2 separate regions of the Homo sapiens genome follow, and region 2 is linked to region 1. Evidence: read pairs that join two places in POLR2A ChIA-PET (ENCODE). Cell type or tissue: endothelial cell of umbilical vein. All regions are shown on one strand.

Evidence for each region. ChIA-PET counts read pairs that join two places held together with the same protein. Peaks named below come from ENCODE experiments on the same cell type or tissue, not always from the same donor. Only the 100,000 strongest peaks of a DNase experiment are listed, where the experiment ranks them.
Region 2: POLR2A ChIA-PET joins it to region 1 with 6 read pairs; 5 of 35 experiments call an interaction of 5 or more read pairs at or near these places.

The regions. Positions count from the first base shown.
Region 1 is chr15:41,205,840-41,208,339 of GRCh38, forward strand. All of the region lies in intron 7 of EXD1 (exonuclease 3'-5' domain containing 1), which reads right to left. Among named protein-coding and RNA genes, the nearest start is that of EXD1, 24 kb to the right of the region's middle. In endothelial cell of umbilical vein, no CTCF peak of the experiment used is centred here; no DNase peak of the experiment used is centred here.
Region 2 is chr15:40,949,480-40,951,979 of GRCh38, forward strand. No RefSeq gene overlaps it. Among named protein-coding and RNA genes, the nearest start is that of CHAC1, 2.7 kb to the right of the region's middle. In endothelial cell of umbilical vein, no CTCF peak of the experiment used is centred here; no DNase peak of the experiment used is centred here.

The DNA.
Region 1 (2,500 bases):
TATCATTACAGTCGTAATAACATATAGACTAAATTTGGTCTTTTTTTTTTTTTTTTTTTGAGATGGAGTCTCATTTGTGGCCCAAGCTGGAGTGCAGGGGCATGATCTTGGCTCACTGCAACCTCCACTTCTCAAGTTCAAGCAATTCTCCTGCCTCAGCCTCCCATAAATTCTGAATTCTGTCTTAGTAAAAAATTGTGACATAACTAAGTTGGAAAGACCTAGGGAAGAGTGGGTGCAATAAAGGAGCAAAATCTTTATTTATCACAATAAAATTGAATAGATTATGTGTAAAACTGATAAATCAAGAGAAAGCAATAAGCATGTTATTAGAAACAGGAAAATCCGGGCCAGGGGTGGTGGCTCACGCCTGTAATCCCAGCACTTTGGGAAGCCAAGGCAGGCAGATCACTTGAGGTTAGAAGTTCAAGACCAGCCTGGCCAACATGGTAAAATCCTGTCTCTACTAAAAATACAATAATTAGCCAGGCGTAGAGGTGAGTGCCTGTAATTCCAGCTACTTGGGAGGCTGAGGCAGGAGAATACCTTGAACCTGAGAGGCAGAGATGCAGTACAGTGAGCCAAGAGATTGCACCACTGCACTCCAGCCTGGGCAACAGAGAGACCCTGTCTCGAAAAAAAAAAAAAAAAAAAGAAACAGGAAAATAGCAGAAACTACATTTCAATGTGTTAAAAGTAGTTGACTCCCCTAATGTTTGTCAAAGTATTTTGTAAACTGTAAAGTACTGCACAAATATAACAATCCTGTTATTCAATTCTTTTTTTTTTTTTTTTTTTTTGAGAAGGAGTCTCGCTTTGTTGCCCAGGTTGGAGTGCAGTGGCACAATCTCGGCTCACTGAAACCTCCTCCTCCCAGGTCCAAGTGATCCGCCTGCCTCAGCACCATTAGTAGCTAGGATTATAGGCATGCGCCACCACGCCTGGCTAATTTTTGTATTTTTAGTAGAGGCGGGGTTTCACCACGTTGGCCAGGCTAGTCTCAAACCCCTGACCTTGTGATCTGCCCACCGTAGCCTCCCAAAGTGCTGGGATTACAGGCATGAGCCACTGTGCCTGCCCTATTCAACTCTTTTTTTTTTTTTTTTTTTTTTTTTAAGTAGTGCCTCTGCGCCAGGTGTGGTGGCTCACACCCAGCACTTTGGGAGGCCGAGGCGGGCAGATCACGAGGTAAGGAGTTCGAGACCAGCCTGGCCAACGTGGTGAAACCCCGTCTCTACTAAAAATACAAAAATTACCCGAGCGTGGTGGCGGGAGCCTGTAGTCCCAGCTACTCGGGAGGCTGAGGCAGGAGAATCGCTTGAACCTAGGAGGCAGAGGTTGCAGTGAGCTGAGATTGTGCCATTGCACTCTAGCCTGGGCGACAGAGTGAAACTCCGTCTCAAAAAAAAGTAGTGCCTCTGGCAGGGTGTGGTGGCTCATGCCTGTAATCCCAGCACTATGGGAGGCCAAGGCGGGTGGATCACCTGAGGTCGGGAGTTCGAGACCAGCCTGACCAAAATGGAGAAACCCTGTCTCTACTAAAAATACATTAGCTGGGAGTGGTGGCACATGCCTGTAATCTCGGCTACTCGGGAGAGGCTGAGGCAGGAGAATTTCTTGAACCCGGGAGGTGGAGGTTGTGGTGAGCCGAGATCGTGACACTACACTCCAGCCTCCAGGCGACAAGAGCAAAATTTCATCTCAAAAAAAAAATAATAAAAAAAATAAACGTAGTGCCTCTGAAGTGGAGTGGAGGGTTTTTTTTTCTCTTAAATTTGATTTTTTTCTTTTGCTTTTAATACAAGTGCACGTGATGCTTTTAGTTAAAAAATTAAACACACAAGCCCAAGGATCTGGCTGGGGAAAACCTGTCCATTAATTTGCTTCCAGTTGCAGAAAGGACAGCTGTAGTCCAGATCCCAGCACTTTGGGAGGTTGAGGTGGGCAGATCACCTGAGGCCAGGAATTCGAGACAAGCCTGGCCAACATGGTGAAACCCCATCTCTACTAAAAAGACAAAAATTAGCCAGGCATGTTGGCTCATGCCTGTAATCCCAGCTACTCAGGAGGCTGAGGCATAAGAATTGCTTGAACCTGGGAGGCGGCGGTTGTAGTGAGCCAAGATTGTGTCACTGCACTCCAGCCCATGCAACAGAGCGAGACCCTGCCTCAAAAAAAAAAAAAAAGAAAGAGAGAAAACAAAAAGAAAGGACAGCTGTAGACAACTGCATGTTCCTCTGATACCCAGAAAACCAAAGGGGACAATTTAGGAAATAACCTAGAACTGCCCAGACCTGTGTTACCAGGAAGTCTACTCTCTTTTGTTTTGGTAGATGGAAGTTTAGGGTTGTTTTAAGTAATTTGTATTTGTGCTGCTAATTCAAACCTAGTCATCTAAAAGCTAAGCTTGGCTAGCTGCAGTGGCTCATGCCTGTAACCCCAGCACTTTGCGGTTAGGCTGACTCAGAAGGATTGCTTGAGACCAGGAGTTTGAGACCAG
Region 2 (2,500 bases), 260 kb before region 1:
TGTTGGCAAGAATAAGCAAGGAATGGGAACAGGAAAGACATGTTCCCAGGGAGACATTGCAGATCCCCTGGGCCAGCTTCTGTGGAGATTCCTATTTTGAGGGTCAAGGTTGAACTTGTGTTACACAGGACATGGGATATAGCCCTGGCCTTTTCCAAGCAATAGCCTCACTTATTCTACCTATATTTGTGGAGGATCTTCCACATGCCTGGCTTGTGTTGGTTCTCTTGGGCCTTCAACCATGAACCATACTCTGGGGAAGTGCTCAGGTGAGTGAGAGGCAGGACGCAAACGATTCCCAGCAAGGAGGCTCTGGAGCTGGCCCAGCTGCCTTCAGATCCAGGCTCCACTACTTTCTGCCACGTCACCAACAGGGTTTACCTAGCTTTCCTGCATGCTTATCTGTGAAATGATATTTACCTCACAAAGTAGTGAAGAAATGTGTAATTAGAATGGATGATGTAAAGGCGTTTAGCAAATTGCCTGGCACATGTTATACACATAATAAATGAGTGTTTCTGTTGTAAGCACGAGTTGGAAGGGACAGATAAGTAAACTGCAGTGGCGTAAAGTGTTGTGGGAGTGTAGAGGAGGGAGTGTCTGACTCTGCCAGGAGCAAGATCAGGTTATTGAGGACATTGCCAAAAGAGTTATGAAACACTGGGACTTTGGTCAGGGTGGGAGGAGGTCTGAGAACGGGCATCATGAAAATGTTCCCTAAATGTTTCAGGTATGCTATCCATCCCTCCCCCTCCAGAAAACCACTAATGACTCTTTAAAAGTAACTTTTTTTTTTTTTTTTAGACAGGATCTTGCTCTGTTGCCCAGGTTAGAGAGCAGTGGCACAATCATGGCTCACTACAGCCTCGACCTCCTGGGCTCAAGCAACCCTCCTGCCTCGGTCTCCTGAGTAGCTGGGACTACAGGTGCATGTTGCTAAGCCCGGCTAATTTTTAAAAATTTTTTTGTAGAGATGAGGTTTCATTATGTTTCCCAGGCTGGTCTCAAACTCCTGAGCTCAAGTGATCCTCCTGCTTGGCCTCCCAAAGTGCTGAGATTACAGGTGTGAACCACCACGCCCAGCAAAAATTAACTTATTATTATTTAAAAATTACTTTTCATAAAACTTGGAAAATAGAGGAAAGAATTGCTCACAATCCCAACACACTAGTATTTGCTGCCTCCCTATCTTTATTGTTACTGTTTTTAAGTTTTAATCATAGTTCATGTGAAAATTTATATTTTGCATTTTTGCCTTAATATGCAATCATACACATGTTTACTACGTTTTTTTTGTTTGTTTTGTTTGTTTGTTTCCCGAGACAAACTCGTGCTCTGTTGCCCAGGCTGGACTGCAGTGGTGGGATCTTGGCTCACTGCAACCTCTGCCTCCTGGGTTGAAGTAATTCTCCTGCCTCAGCCTCCCGAGTAACTGGGATTTCAGGCACCTGCCACCATGCCCGGCTAATTTTTTTTGTATTTTTAGAAGAGACGGGGTTTCACCATGTTGCCCAGGCTGGTCTCGAACTCCTGAGCTCAGGCAGTCTGCCCACCTTGGCCTCCCATAGTGCTAAGACTACTGGCGTGAGCCACTGCACCCGGCCCAACATACATATTGTTTCTAATGTCTGCACAAATTTAATGGACTATATCATATTTATGTAACTAATTATCTATTGCTGGGTATTTAGGTTGTTTTCTTTGTGTTTGTGTGTGTGTGTATGTGCACATTTTTCTGTCATGTGAATGGTAAATTGACATAATTTCCTTAAACATTTAGCTAATTTTGGATATTTAAGTAGTTTTTCTTCTTTTGTTTTTGCTATAATATGTAAAGGTCGGGCGTGGTGGCTCACGCCTGTAATCTCAGCACTTTGGGAGGCCAAGGTGGGCGGATCACAAAATCAGGAGTTTGAGATCAGCCTGGCCAATATGGCGAAACCTCGTGTCTACTAAAAATACAAAAATTATCCAGGCGTGGTGGCAGGTGCCTGTAGTCCCAGCTACTCGGGAGGCTCAGGCAGGAGAATCGCTTGAACCTGGGAGGCGGAGGTTGCAGTGAGCCGAGATTGTGCCACTGCACTCCAGCCTGGGCAACAGAGAGAGACTCCACCTCAAAAAAAAAAAAAAAAAAAAAAAAAAAAAAAAAAAGTAACAATGCATTGAAAATCTTCAGGCATATGGCTTTTCCCGTATTTTGAATAATTTCCTGAAGGAGTATTGGGTCAAAGGGCAGGGATATTTTGTGATTCTTGACTTGTATCACCAAGCTGCTTTCTCAAAGGGTTGTTTGTGCCAATTCAGATACTTCAGCAATATGTGGATACCAGTTTCCCACTTCCCGGACTACAACCCACAGCTGGTGAGTGGAAAAGAGGACATTCTTCTAAGAAGCTACCAACAAAGGAGGTGCTCATATGAACGAAAGGGGACAGGATAGAAGAGAAGAGGGAGACTGAATGTGGGAAATGGAGAGAAAGCGAAAAAGAAAGGAATAACC